Regions from separate parts of the Homo sapiens genome. Here region 2 is linked to region 1. Evidence: read pairs that join two places in POLR2A ChIA-PET (ENCODE). Cell type or tissue: PC-9. All regions are shown on one strand.

Evidence for each region. ChIA-PET counts read pairs that join two places held together with the same protein. Peaks named below come from ENCODE experiments on the same cell type or tissue, not always from the same donor. Only the 100,000 strongest peaks of a DNase experiment are listed, where the experiment ranks them.
Region 2: POLR2A ChIA-PET joins it to region 1 with 5 read pairs; 2 of 35 experiments call an interaction of 5 or more read pairs at or near these places.

The regions. Positions count from the first base shown.
Region 1 is chr15:58,728,368-58,736,367 of GRCh38, reverse strand. The region is part of intron 1 of ADAM10 (ADAM metallopeptidase domain 10); the gene reads left to right. Among named protein-coding and RNA genes, the nearest start is that of ADAM10, 17 kb to the left of the region's middle. In PC-9, no CTCF peak of the experiment used is centred here; a DNase peak (open chromatin) is centred at 4,487; H3K27ac peaks cover 638 bases.
Region 2 is chr15:58,278,335-58,286,334 of GRCh38, reverse strand. No RefSeq gene overlaps it. Among named protein-coding and RNA genes, the nearest start is that of AQP9, 140 kb to the right of the region's middle. RefSeq lists an enhancer at 1,226-2,425. In PC-9, no CTCF peak of the experiment used is centred here; no DNase peak of the experiment used is centred here.

The DNA.
Region 1 (8,000 bases):
AATATATGCTAGCTTTTTGGCAACTAAAACTGAGAACAAGAAAGTTAAATGCTGTTGGTGCGCTTTTCTGTGTAGGTGAAATAAAGTAACAGAAGAGAAAGGAGAAGACGTTGACTTTGCAGAGTAACTATCTTGTAGGGTGGAGCTGTTTTTATGTAGGAATAATAGCACAATAACATAGCCTTGAGGTTACTGCATCATTATGGCCTCTTCTGGTGAAGATGTTAATAAGGATAAGCCTGGCTTAACAAGAACATGTTAGAGTAGGAGGAAAATTAATCATCCATCAAATAGAAAGATATTTAGCAAGATATAATTACCTAGAAACTGTCCTTAGTGGAAGCTGTCATTTTCCATTGATGTCAGATTAGTAACATTTTATTGTCCTCTAGGTTAAATGTATTTTATTTTCATCATTGTCAGGTAGCATGTATTTCTCCACTGTTAAAGTCTTTATGTGAAAATGCCTTTTGTAAGTATGTATAAAACCATTTCAGTTTTTTCATAGATAAATATATATGTAATCATTTTAGAGAACAGATACCAACTTGCTGGGTAGTAAGATTCATAACGCACTTCTGTGATTAGGAAAAATAAATTTTTAAAAGGCAGATTAGTAAATACCAGTTGACCCTCTGTGTCTGTGAATTTTGTATTCATGGATTAAACCAACCACGAATGAAAAAATTCAAAAAATGAAATTGAGTCTGTACTTAACATGTACAGACTTTTTTCTTGTTATTATTCCCTACACAACACAGTACAACAACTATTTATATAGGATTTACATTGTATTGTGTATTATAAGTAGTCTAGAGATTATTTAAAATATACATGGGTATGTGCATAGGTTGTATGCAAATACCGCGTCATTTTGTCAGGGATTTGAGCATCAATGGATTTGGATATCTGTGGGAAGTCCTTGAACCAACCCCCCAGGGATACCAAGGGACAATTTTATTTTATTCTTTATCAGGAGGGATAAAATTAGGAATTAAGATTGGCATTCTTTGAGTCCTTACTTGTTGTTCGTTTTGTCCTGCGTAGGTAATATATCTAATAGTGATGAAAGAACCTGGACTGGGAGAGTCTAGCAAGTAGTAAGGATCAGGATAGAGTAGGTGATAAGGAATCGGAGTAAACGATTAGGCAGCTTGGAACTAGGGAATCAGGAAGATCTATAACAAGGAGAGATTCCCAGATACAAAGGTGAGTGGGTCAGAGGCCAAGCTGTGTTCAGATAGAGATGGGTGAATAGTTAACATGTTTCAGTGAGATTTGATGATACCACATGCTCTATCTATACTTTCTGAGCTCTTGACTGATTGCTAAAGTTTAGAAATAAATCTCAGTTGATAGGTCCAGTCTCTGCATGTGGGAACAGGCAATTTTGTGATGTCTGACTGAGGTAGTAAGCAGTACAAGGGTTGAAGATTAGTCAGGGCTCCTGTGGAGTAAACCATGCCCATTTCAATCACTAGCTGTGGAAATCAAGGGTATATGTATATGTATATTTTTCTGTCTATAAGAAGTATATTCTTCTTTAGTATTGCATTGCTTGTTTTCCCCATCTTAGAGGTAGACGTCAGTTTAGTTTTTGAAAGGTTTTTGCCATGTGCTGTATTTTGATAATTTTTTTTCTTTTCAGTTTTTTTTTTTTTTAATTTTGAGACAGGGTCTCACTTTGTCACCCAGGCTGCATTGCAGTGGCACGATCTTGGCTCACTGCGGCCTCTACTTCCCAGGTTCAAGCGATCCTCCCACCTCAACCCCCCAAGTAGCTGGGATGACAGGTGCATGCCACCGTGCCCGGCTGATTTTTGTATTTGTTGTAGAGATGGCGTTTTGCCATCTTGCCCAGGCTGTCTTTTCAGTTTTTTGTCATATCAGAAATATGGTGACTTACCTTGTTTATGATGAAGGTAATTCGACTCATCGTAGATTAACATGAAATCATTGAAATCAAAGTTGAGTTCTTGGCACTGCCTCCTGTTTGCTATGTGACACTGGGTTTGTTACATATCACTCAAACCTCAGTTTTCTTTAAAATGGGCTAATAGTTCTCACTTGATTGGGTGGTTTAAATGAAAAAAATGTAGAGCAGTACAGAGCCTGGCAGATAGCAAGTGCTTGATACATTTTAATTATCATGACATCCAATTTATAAGCATTATTGTTTAATTTAGTTAAACAAGAAATTGATGTAATCAGGATATTGTTCTGTACATGGTAAGATTTCAGGGTACATTTAAGAAATTAGGATACTTTTAAAAATAAAATAGGATATATAGTTTGGGATTTTTAATTTTTCCCCTTTAAATATGTGAAATGTGAAACTTAAAAAATCATTTAAAAATGTTTGTTAGCCAGATTTTAATGTGAATTTGAATATATTGGATTTCTAAAACAAGAATGAGAAGCAACAGCCTTAGTGTAATATTATTTTTATATATATATATATAATGTAATGAAAAACTAAAGATATTCTATTAAAGTCAGGGACAAAGTGAACATGCCTACACTTGTTATTCAGCATGGTTTGGTACTCCTAGTTAGTGTAGTAAGTTAAAAAACAGATAAAATTATAAATAGATGAATAAAAGATTTAAATATGCAAAGCAGAACCAATAAAAGGCCAAGAAAGAAAATAAAGAATATTTTTGGAATTTTGCCTGCAAAATTTAGGGGCTCATGAATCCCCTATAGAGGTTATGCAGTTTCTCCCTCAGTATCTATGGGGATTGGTTCCATGAATGCTCAAGTCCCTTATATAAAAAGGTATACTATTTGCATATAACCTGTGCACATCCTTCCCTGTACTTTATTTTTGTTTTAAAGGGTTAAACAATAAGGCCTTTATCTGCACAAATCAGGGTAGAATGAGGCAGGCAGTTCCAGGATTGGCTGATTCGGAAACTGGCTAGACAAATCCATCTCAGCTACCATTGTCCACAAAAAAGGGGGACCTCTGGAAATCCACAGCAGACCCCAACCCAGGTCTTTTGGGCAGGAGCTGGGTCATTTCCACACTGAAACCACTCTGAGGGAGGGGATGAAGAACCACCAGGTTTTGTTCACTCACCTAGTTGTAGGTAATCTCTACATTGTGGATAGATGGAGCAGTTCAACTTCTGGCTGACAGCTCACATTCAGAGGTCACTGTCAGCTCTTCTCTTTTATGATCATGCTATTTTGAACAATGAGACAACATCTGCCATGCACTCTTAAGGCCTCTGTCCAGTGTGAACTCTAATGCCTAATGAGGTTAGGCCTTGACTGTATGCTTTTTTACATCCGCTACACTTCTACATTTATAAGGCCTTTCTCTGTGTGAACTTTCATGTGCCAAGCAAGGTGGAAGTTTCTGCATTCCCATATTTCCTGCATACATAAGGCCTTGTTCCATCACGAATTCTCTTATATGCTGTAAGATAGGAATTGTGGCTGAAGAATTTTCCACATTTACAACACTTAGAAGTCTCTTTTCCAGTGTGAACTTTCTGGTGCTCAACAAATGTGTCTTTATAGATAAAAAGACTTGTCACATGATCTGCACTCATAAGGCCTTTCTCCACTATGAATTCTCTGCTGCTGAACAAGATAGGATCTTCTAATAAAGGATTTATCACATTAAGCTCACTCTTTTTTTTTTTTTTTTTGAGATGGAGTCTTGCTCTGTTGCCCATGCTGGAGTGCAACAGCAAGATCTCGGCTCACTGCAACCTCCGCCTTCCTGGGTTCAAGTGATTTTCCTGCCTCAGCCACCCAAGTAGCTGGGACTACAGGTGTGTACCACCATGCCTGGCTAATTTTTGTATTTTTAGTAGAGACGGGGTTTCACCATGTTGGTCAGGCTGGTCTCGAACCCCTGACCTCAGGTGATCTGCCCTCCTCAACCTCCCAAAGTGCTGGAATTACAGGCATGAGCCACCATGCCTGGCTTTAAGCTCATTCTTTGTATGACCTCTTTAAAGTATGAGGGTTGGAGGTGGAGCCAAATAATTTCCCGCAATCACTGCATTTATAAGGTATTTCTTTGCTGTGAATTCTTCTTTGTACTGTAAAGTAGGAGTTGTGACTAAAGGTTTTCTCCACATTCACCACACTCCTAAGGCTTTACTCCGTCATGGATTTTCTGTTGCTGAACAAGTTTATCTTTGCAGTTGAAGGCTTTCCCACATCACTGCACTTGCAGCCCCTTTGTCCAGTGTGAAAGGCCTCCCTACTCTCAGTACTTTGGTGTGGCTTCTTCCCCATTGGGAGGGGCCTGGTGCTTGAAAACTTCAAAGCTATTCAAGAAGTATTTTCCACCCTTCCTGCTAGTGAAAACCTTCTTTGACATGTAGGATCTGCAGATCTTCACAAACACCAGGCTCTTTTCCTTCTAGAAGATTTCTGTCTGCTGCCTCTGAATCTGGTCTAGGTTACAGTGAACCAGAAGTCTCCACCCCATGACTCACATGTGTGTGGTTGCTATTCAGAGAATGTTCCCCTTGTCCAGCTAGATGGAAAAACGTCTTTCAAGACCAGGCCGCACATGTCATGGGGTGGGCTTTCTGACCTGCCTTAGGAATTCTCACCTGTGACACTCTTAAAGAAACACCCTGCTTGGAAGGTGCATGTTCATCCTCCACTCCATACCAGTTACCTTGGGTGGGGTCACCTCAGGGTGCTTGTTGCCTTCTGAGCCTCACTGCAAAATGCCCTCTCATACTTGAATTTTAATTTTTTTATTTTTTTGAGACAGGGTCTCACTCTCTCACTCAGGCTGGAGTGCAGTGGTGTGAATACGGCTAACCCCAGCCTCGACTTCGTGGGCTCAGGTGATTCTCCCACCTCAGCCTCTTGAGCAGCTGGGACAACAAGTGTGTGCCACCACACCTGGCTAGTTTTTTGTATTTTTTTTGTTGTTGTTGAGACGGGGCTTTGCTATGTTGCCCAGGCTGGTCTCTAATTCCTGGGTTTAAGCGATCTGCCCGCCTCGGCCCCCCAAAGTGTTAGGATTACAGGTGTGAGCCACTGCACCTGGCCCCTCCCATATACTTTAAACCATCTCCAGATTTCTTATAATACTTAATATAATGCCAGCACTTCATTTGTGTGGATTCAGCATAGTACTCAGTGTACAGCAAATTCAGGTTTTGTCTTTTGGAACTTTGTGGATTTTTTTTCCCCTTCAGTATTTTGAATCCACAGTTGGTTGAATTCCACTAATGCAGAACCCATGAATACAGAGGACTGACTCTATCAGTGAGGGTTTTCCAGAGAGACAGAACCAATAGGATATACATATGTACAGATAGATACATGAGAGAGGATTTATTAGGGGAATTGGCTTACACGATTATACAGACTGAAAAGTCCCATGATAGGCAGTCTGCAAGCTGGAGACCCTAGGATGCTGGTAGTATGGCTCATTTTAGTCTTAATGTCTGGGAACCAGGGAAGCTGATATTTTAACTCTGTCTGAGGCTGAAGGCCGCAGAGGCTGGAGTCCTGATGTCCCGAGGGGAAAGAGAGGGAGAATTTTCTTTTCCTCCACCTTTTTGTTTTTTTCCTGGCCTTTAGCCAATTGGATGGTGCCTGCCCACAGTGCAGGTGGATCTTCCCCAGTCAGCCCACCACTCCACCCGCCAGTCTTCACTGGAAGCACCCTCAGAGACACATCCAGAAATAATGCTTTACCAGCTCTCTAGGTCTTCCTTAATCTAGTCAAGTTGACACCTAAAATTAACTAACACAGAGGTTTGTGGATTTCAGGTTAGTATTCCTCTTGTAGAGGAAAAAAAGGTGAATTATAACCAAAGGCAGATGAAACTAAGTGTTTAAGTGACTTACCAAAGATTTGATACCTGTTCTGTAACATTTTGTAGGATGAAACTAAGTGTTTAAGTGACTTACCAAAGATTTAATACCTGTTCTGTAACATTTTGTAATACTTCGCTTATTCAACTCTGCTGTTGTGTGAAAGCAGAGATAGAAAATATGTAAATGAATGAGCATAGCAGTGTTGTAAAAACAGGTGGCCAGCTGGAACTGGCCTTTGGGTAACAGTTTGCCAACCCTTCTTCTACGTTATTTGGAAACTTTTTCTACTCAGTATATTGCCTGAGACATCAGTTGAGGTATTTTTTGCTTAAATGGTAGCACCCATGGTGTACCTATCCCTATTAATGTATTGTTAAATGCTTACATTAAAGCAAGTGTGTAGAAATAAGGATATACAGGTTGAGTATCCTTATTTGAAATACTTGGAACCAAAAGTGTTTTGGATCTTTAAATTTTCCGATTTTGGGAATATTTGCATTATGCTTACGATTTCCTAATGTGAAAATCTAAAGTGCTTCAATGAGTTTTTTTTTTTGTTTGTTTGTTTGTTTTGTTTTTGTTTTTGTTTTTGTTTTTTTTTACAGAGCCTCGTTCTGTTGCTTACGCTGGAGTACAGTGGCACGGTCTTGGCTCGCCGCAGCCTCCGCCTCCTGGGTTCAAGCGGTTCTTCTGCCTCAGCCTTCCAAGTAGCTGGGATTACAGGGGTGTGCCACCACTCCTGGCTAATTTTGTATTTTTACTAGAGACGGTGTTTCGCCATGTTGGCCAGGCTGTCTCAAACTCCTGACCTCAAGTGATCCGCCTGCCTTGGCCTCCCAAAGTGCTGGGATTACAAGCGTGAGCCCCTGCGCCTGGCTGAGCTTTTCTTTTCAGCATCATGTTGGAGCTCAAAAAATTTTAGATTTTGGAACATTTTGGATTTCAGATTTTTGGATACTCAACCTGTATAGCTGCTGGTAGAAGTCACGGAATTTCTGAATGAAGAAAGGTTACAGTGCTTCTCAAACTTGAATGTGCATACAGATCACTCTGGGGTAGTCTGGGGTAGAGCCTGAGTCATTTGTGGGGTCAGTAGATCTGCTGGGAGCCTAGGATTCTGCATTGCTAACACTTTCCCCGGAGATACCTATGCTGTTAGTCGCTGAAAAACAGTTTGAATTAACAAGATTCTGTGTTCAGAAAATTGTAAAATGCTAGATACGGAACAAGATTTAATTGGATAAAGACTTAAACATCCATAAACACAATTTCCAGTCTCAGTGATAGTAGTTGAAAGAACTTGTTAGTTGAACACATAGTGAGTAGTAGGCCTCCATATTTTCTTTTCTTTCTTTTTTTTAAAAAATAGAGACAGGGTCTCGCTATGTTGCCCAGGCTGGTTTCAAACTCCTGGGCTCAAGCAGTTCTTCTGCCTTAGCCTCCCAAAGTGCTGGGATTACATGTGTGAGCCACTGCACATGGCTCATATTTTCTTTTATTTTAGATTCAGTGTTGAATTGGACCTTCTGGTCTTCTAAGAAGTTCTTGAAAATGGCTTAGTTGCTGTTTTCTCAATGGATATTTTGCCTTGATGTTGGTTTCCCCCAATGTTCTTTTAAGACCTGTGGTCACTGGTTGTCATTTAATCTTTTATTTCCCCATCTCTTACTACTTATGTCCTATTAGCAAACTACAGTTATGTAGGAATATTGAATCATTACAGGCTGCTTAGTATTGGAAGTAGGTAGAATGTTAATTCATTTATTTTACTGAGAAGATAACTTGGAATATTTTGAATTCTCTTTTTGATTTGTCTTTGTTTTTGATCCTGGATTTTAAAAAATTTTGTAACTTAGGGAAATTTTATAACTTTTGTAACTTTATAAATTTTATATCTTAGGGAAAAAGTAGGAAGGCCAGAAACCCATATACCTACCACTTTGCTGCAACATTTTTCTTTTTTCTTTTCTTTTTTTTTAAAAAATAGAGATGGAATCTCGCTATGTTGCCCAGGCTGGTCTCGAATGCCTCACCTTAAGCTGTCTTCTTTGGCCTCCCAAAATGCTGGGCTTATAGGTGTGAGCCACCACACCTGGCCTCAATATTTTTATTTAAAAAAAAATCTAGTCAGCTTTATTGAGGTATAGTTTACATACAATAAAATTCAACAATTTTTTAAGTGTACGAATTCA
Region 2 (8,000 bases), 450 kb after region 1:
AATTTTATAAACCTGTTTTACATTCAAACCATCAGAAAGATGTACTGAAATCAGGTTTCATTTTGGAATTGCTTTTGTGGTGTCAACATGTCACATAATTTCTTCAGAAAACAGCAATTTGGTCTGAGAACACCTGCAAGTCTCTGGAACGCTCGCCCTAGTACACTACTATAAGTTTTTAAAATAAGTTTAGATGTTCTCACAGATTGTGACATATCTTTGTATTATGAGCAAACAGTATCTGTGTATTTAGAATCAGCATGAAAGGGAAATACATGGGCTCTTTGAACACACACCAGCAGCTGTTGAGGTCAGGGACCTACAGGGACTCTCAATCCAGTGCCTTGTAGGATTTCACTAGCTTTTACTTTAATGTTGGAGGAAGAGACTAAGACAGTAGAATAAAAGTTATTCTATTTTACTTACTTTAGCTTCCTGCCTGGGGACTCCCAAACAGTAAGTCTACTCATAAAGGAGTCACCTTTATCTCCATTTGCTGCCAAGGTCTCAAGTGACCAGGTTAAGTCACCCAAAGCCTCACAGCTAGGGAGTAGCACTGTAGGAATTCTAACATCTACGCCACACTGCACCTGGAGACATGGTGTATTTGGGTGTGGCCATGGGGCCTGGTCACTCGAGGGTAAATGTGATGGTAACTGGGCAAGGGGACCCTGAAGAGGCTTGAAGGAGATTTTGAGAACAATCCATTTTTCATTTTGTCCAAGCCCAGGCCTCATCTGGACTCCAGCTCGTTTGTCAGGGCTGCAGAGCTGTACTCCTCTCACGCAACTCCCTGGTTGATGCTTTCTTGGTGAATGATTAGATGAGGTGTATCGATGTTTCCCTGAACCGTGTTGCTTCTGCAATCATTAACATGACCCTTTATCTCCTCTCTTGTTACCCCATCTAAGCCAGTTGTGAAAGAGATAAAGTCCCAAGCACTACATCTCAATCCTAGGTCTTCATCAGCACATGTCAGCATTGATTTATTGCAAAGGCGCCCCGCTTTCCACCCTCTCTGGGAGCTAGGCCTGGGCCACACAGGCTCCCCACATAGTCCATTCTCAGCAGCCTCTGCCTGAGGCCTGCCAGAGAGCTCCGTGGGCCGTCACCTTGACCGGCTCCTTTTCCTGCTCAAAACCTTTGCAGCTCTCCACTGACTCCAGAACAAGGTCTGCATTTCTTGCTGTGGACACCTCAGGACACCTCCAGGAGAGTCTCTCTGACTTTCCTGACATAGCTCCTATGCACCCTCCAGGAGTCAAAAAGAAAGCTTCGCAACTCCCTGAACACGCTGTTTTCCTGCACTGGTGCTTTGCTCCTGTGCCTCCTACAAAGGATGCCCTGGCTTTCCCTCTCTGCAATCTAAACGCTGTTTCTTTTCAAGTCTGGATCCATCTAGTTTCAAGTCTGGATTCATCTAGTTTAGGTATTGCTTATTAATTTCCTGCTGTGACAAATGAAGATTTAGTTAATTGCTTCACCCTGTTCTGCCACATACCCTTATTCTGTAACACTGTAATGCCAGCACCTCCATCCAGCCTTCCCCAGCCTCACCGATGTGGCTCTCCGTGACAACACGAAGGTTCATGCAGTCCTGGGAATGAGCCATGTACCCTTCTGAATGCTTTACCTGGGAGACTTCATTTCATCTTCCCAGCTAGTGAGGCAGGGACTGGTCTTAGGTGACGAAACTGAGTTTTAAAAAAGTCAGCTTGCCTAAGGATCTCGACCTAAGAGTGTTGAATTGGGATGGGCATCTGAGTGTGCCTGGGCTCATGGCCCTGGCTTTCCTGGTATGCGCCACAGCCCTTAGTGATTCATGTCACTGACTGTCGGTCCCACTGTAAAAGGCTCTGATGTCCTGGTAAGTGGGAGACTGCTCCAACTCACCTTTGCTCACCCAGCTGATTCTAGAATGGATTGGACACTGAATAAAAGAGGAAAAGGTGGGGTTCTTCTACATGGAAGGGCAGAAGCGTTTGTGACAGGGTTCCCCCTGTGGCCTGCTGGGCTGTAGGGTTTTTCCCCTCCCTCCTTCTCCCTGTGCCCAAGGACCTCCTGTCCTTCTCCACTCCATCCCCGTACCACTGTCCAGCTGCCATAGTGCTCAGGGGACCTGCAGCCTTCTTCCCACTTCTCTTCTTCCATCCAAGCTGCCTTGAACTCCTCACTTCCATGTATCTTTCCTTGTCTGGCCTCCCCTGGGTTGGAATATTTGTCTTCCCTTCTTTGACGCTGCAACTTGGAAATGAAGCCCAGCCTCAGTGCCTTAGCTGAGTGCGACCACCTCCTCTATCTCTGCTCGCCGATGCTTCTAGCACTTGCAATCAGTCCTGTGTCCAGACTCTGAATCATAGGCTGCCAGGTAATTGATCCATTCCTCCATTAGCATGTATTTATCTAGGTCTTATTATGTGTGGGGCCTGGTGGGGCAGTAATGAACGAAGAGTAATGGCCCCTGACTGCATGGGTCCCTACAGTCTAGTGTAATGGACTATAATTGGGTAGTGGGTGTCATTCTGTCTCCTCACTTAGACTTCCAATTCCTTGCTGGTAGGAACCTATTTTCTGGTTCTTTTGGGGTCTCCACACGGCTTAATACAGCACTGCACACAACATACAACCAGTAGCAACAGATAATGTATAGTGAGTTATAAAATGTTTACAGTTTAAGAAATATTTTTGACATATATGATCATATTTTTTAACTGAATCCTTAGTCTCATGGAGTGGGCAGGATATGACGGAAGAATGTGGGTTCTGAGTGGTTTAATGATATTATACTTCTTAAGATCCATATTCAATAAATGCTATTCAGCATTTATTAAGCGAGGATAGGGGAAACTGTCTTTTTAGTGTTTTTTTTTTTTTTTGTTGTTGTTGTTATTGTTTTTGTCCAGAGCAAGGGATTGACTCTTATATGATATTAGAAATGTTAATTTTTATACAACATGTACATGTTTAAAAAGAGTCCTACAGAAGGACTTAGAATGAAGGAAAACGTGTCCCTATTCTTTCTTACTCCCTGGGGTGATTAATGTTATGTGTTAACTTGATAGGGTCAAGGGATGCCCAGATTTTTTGCTAAATACCATTTCCGGGCATGTCTGTGAAGGTGTTTCTGGATGAGATTAGCATTTGACTTGGGCTGAAAAAAAGACCACCCTCCCCCGTGTACATCACCTGTTGAAGGTCTGAATAGAACAAAAAGGCAGAGGAAAGGAGAATTCGCTCTCTGCTTCAGCAGGGACCTCAGTCTTCTTCTGACCTTGGACGTAAATGCTGCTGGTTCTCAGGTCTTCAGACCTGGACTCACACCATTGGTTCTCCTGGTTCTCAGGCTTTCAGATTCAGACTGGAACTTCACCACCAGCCTTCCTGGGCCTCAAGCTTGCAGACGGCAGATGGTGAGACTTCTCAGCCTCCATAATTTTTTCCGCCAATTCCTTTTAGTAAATCTCTTTATATATATATATATATATATATATATATATATATATATATATATGCACACACATATATATATGTATATATATATGTATATATACGTATATATATATATGTATATATATATATATCTCCTGTTGGTTCTGTTTCTCTGGACAACCTTGAATAATATACCCCAGTTCTACTTCCTAGAGAGAACCAATTTTAACTTCCTAATGTTGTTGCTTTGAGAGAAATGTAAATAATTGTGGGCAGAGGACAGACCATAGTAGATTGCACATGTGGCCACAAAGTCCTCCTAACTGGTTTTGTTCACCCCTTAGCAGCATGACTTCGCTGCTCCTCCTCCCCCATCAGGAGGCAGAATTTCTCCAACCTTTGAATCCAGGCTGACCTTCTGACCTCCTTTGTTCAGTAGCATAAGGCAGAAGCAACATTTTATAAAGTTGGAGGTTAGGACTTAAGAAGCCTTGCAGCTTCTGCTTTTGACCTTTTGGAATGCTGTCCTGAGACTGTCATTTAAAGAAGCTGCTCTAGCCTACAGAAGAATGAGAGGCCACGTAGAGGAGAACTGATGTGTCCCAGCCATCAGCCAGCACCAACTGCCAGATGTGCTAATGAGACCTGCTTGGAATGTCCAGCCCAGCCATGTCTCCAGCCAGATGCAGCCTATGGCTGAGCCCAAGCAAGATAAACAGCCAAGGAGGAACTGCCCAGTTCACCCATAAAATCATGAGAAATAACATAGTTGTTTTAAGATACTAAGTTGGGCTGGGTGCAGTGGATCGTGCCTGTGATCCCAGCACTTTGGGAGGCCAAGGCAGATGGATCACGAGGTCAGGAGATCGAGACCATCCTGGCTAACACAGTGAAGCTCTGTCTCTGCTAAAAATACAAAAGAAAAAAAAAATTAGCTGGGCGTGGTGGAATGCGCCTGTGGTCCCAGCTACTCGGAAGGCTGAGGCAGAAGAATTGCTTGAACCTGGGAGGTGAAGGTTGCAGTGAGCCAAGATTGCACCACTGTACTCCAGCCTGGGTGACAGAGCGAGACTCCATCTCAAAAAAAAAAAAAAAAAAAAAAAGATACTAAGTTGGTTTTTTTCATCTAGTTTAGGCATTGTTTATTAATTCCCTGCTATGGACAAATGAAGATTTAGTTCATTGCTTCACCCTATTCTGCCACATACCCTTATTCTGTAACATTATTCTTGATTTCTCCATTCATCATCTTTGCAACCTTGAAATAGTTAAGCTTACATTTCTTATTCCATGAATCTCAATATCTATCAACTCTCCACTTTCTAAGATGAAAACGTTGTTGCTCCCTTCTTCTTTCTACCTGTGCCATCCTCTTTTGCCTTCCAGTTTCTTGGGGATCTACATTTTCTTTCCTGCTTAAGGAAGCTTTTAGTTGAAGTATAATTGCACTTTAAAAAAGTACAGAAACCGTAAGTGTCAAGCTTGATAAGTTTTTGCCAAGTGACCACACCTCTGTAATCCTTACCTAGTTCTAGAAATAGAACTTTATCCTCATTCAGAAGTCTCCTAGTTTCCCTCCCACCTACTTGCTACCAAATGTCACCATTATCCCGACTTCTAACACTACGAATAAGTTTAGCCTGCTTTTGAATTTTATATAAATAATGACTATACAGTATGTCCTCTTCTGTAGATGGCTTCTTTTTTCAACATTATGTTTGTGAGATTTATCCCTATTGTTGAAATACTTAGATGTCATTCCTTCTTATTGATGTACAGTATTTCATGGTGTGAAATGGTTACACTTTAATTATCCAATCTAACGTTGATGGACACCTACGGTCTTTACAATATTTAAATATTAGCAATAGCACTAAAATAGCGTTGCTATATGTAGTTTTTGATGAACTTATGTATGTATTTCTGTTGAATATATACCTAGAAATAGAAGTACCGGGTCATAGGGTGGGTATATGTTCAGCTTTACTAGATAGCGTAAAATAGTTTTGTAAAGTGGTTGTACTAATTTGCACTCCAACCAGCAGTGTGTGAGAGTCATACTTTCCTTACATGTTTGCCATCATTTGAAATAATTTGATTTTTTGTTATAGCATTGTGGGGTGGGTAGTGGTATAAAACTGTGTTTTTAATTTGCATACATCTGATACTTTGATTTTTTAATGCTCCTTTAACGGAGTCATCTAAAATTGGTCACGTTTTATTTGTTTGTGCTGACAAATGAAATAAGCAGTGTTTTATATATGTGACCTTGTATTCAGTGACCCTGCTGAATTTACTTAATAATTCTGAAACTTTCCTTTGGATATTTTTAGATTTTTATGTACATAACCATATTGTTTGTGAATAAAGTAGTAGTATTTTTTTTCTCCCTAATCCTTGTGATTTCTTTTCTTGCCTCAGTGTGTTGGCTAGAACCAGCACAATGATGAATGAAAGAGAAGATTCTCTCATCCTTCCATCTTTGTCTCATTGCTCATCTCAGCATTTTACCATGAAGCAAGGTGTTTGCTGTGGATTTTGTATAGATAGTCTTAAGCCGACTGAAGAAGTTTACCTTTATTCCCAGTGTGCTCAGTTATCAATTGCTTTTCTGCATCTGTTGAATTGCCATACACATTCCACCCCTCTTTTTTGTTATTAATGTGGTGAATTAAATGAGTTGATTTGCAAATATTAAACCACCTTTGAATTATTACAATAATCCCTACTTGATTGTGATGTATGATCTTTTTTGTATATCACTAGATTTGATTTATAAATTTTTTCGTTAAAATTTATGCCTCTATGTTCATGAAGGAGATTGGCTTGTGGGAATCCTAAGAGCCTAATGTTGTTACTTTTATCTGGAGAAATTTTGCATTTGTTTCCTTCAGGAACTGGGGGTGCTACCAAGAATATTTCAGCCCCCTTTAAGAGTCCTAGCTCAATGATGGATGACTATCCGATTTAGCTCTGGGGTTTAGTTGATAACAGCAGAGCTGTTATCAACTTTTGCCTCTGGGGCAATCTTGCCTTTGCATCATCATAATCTGTCTCTCTCTCTCTCTCTTTTTGTAATGGGCAAACTTATATATACAAGGTAAATATGCAAAGGGACAAATCACCCAACTAGAAATTGTGCTTGCATAGCGGCAGTTTTCCCACATTTAGACTATGCTTTGTGCTTGAGTCAAGCACCAGGTTAAAAATGAAAGCCACCTGCTGAATATAGTGTCTCATGGAAGGCCACACAGCACACACAGCCCTCAACTTTTCTCCTCCCCCAGTTTATCCATATAACCTACAAGTATGTATTGCACTGTTCTCCCAAGCTTGTGTATTCTTTTTAAGATAATTTTTAAAGAGAACGTTCCAAACATGGTGAAACATTCTGGCTATATGAATCCAAGTAGTGAACAAACAAAGGAAGCTTTAAAGTATTGTGGAGAAACTTAGAGTTACAATTTTAAAAGAGGCACGTGAACAGGGGATAGCCAAGAAACAAAGGAGCCCACATTGCATTCCACCAGAGACAGCACTGAAAATAAAAGCAAAGAGAGATGATCACGTCCCAGTTATCATCTGTGCTAATTGGGACTGGGAAGGGTTTGCCAAGGATTGGAGCTGCAGACTCCAGTGCTCAGAGCAGCAGGATGGCACTTGGTGTCTGGATGCCTTTGGAGTTGCACATACAGCTTCTTTATGAAAGGAAGAAACTGGAAGACAACAAAGGTAGGGTTCTATTTCAAGCCAGAGTAAAAGAAAGAAATGCAGACAATGAGCCACAACCTTCCACCTCGGGGGTCACCACATCTCAGCCTGAGAATGACGTTGTCCCTTCTTACTACCTCTTCTCCACAGCATTTGACCACAGCAAGCACGTTTAAATGTTTTGTCTATGATTACAATATTATTTATTTATAGAAAACAAAAAATGGCAGTAGCATTTGTGTATGTGTTTATTTACTTTTGTTATTACAGTTCAGTAAATTTTTTATGAGACTATACAGGTTTGGAGTGTTTTCTCCAATCCCAGCTTTCTTGTATGTCCTGTTCTTTTTATTATGCACAATTCCATCTCTTGGTGGTTTTAGAACCATATACCACATGAAGGGTGAAATTTCTTCATACTGATCACTGCTTACTCCTCTGTGTTTGGCTCACTTTTTCTTTTTCTTTGTCTTTTCTCCCTCCTTTTCCTCCTTCATTCCTTCTTTTTTTTTTTGACTTCTGGCTTTTGGAGATTTCCCTCACTTTCTTCTGATCCCAGCAAGGCATTTAAAGTCATGTTGGTTGTAATTTATGTAGGATTCAGTTTTTAGCAGCAGGACCTTGCAGAATATTCAATCTACTGCACTCCCAGAAATGAAAGTCTCTCCCCACCTTTCCTCTTGCATAAATTTGTGGAAGTCTCTCATTCGTCGTCGATGGTCTTTTCTGATTTTCTTCATTGTCATTGACTTTGTCCCTTTTCATTCCTTCAGTTCCATCTTAATGTGGTCACTGGAGGGAGAAGAGATAAATGTATGTGTGTTCACACATTACTCGGAACCACAAACCAGAACTGTTTT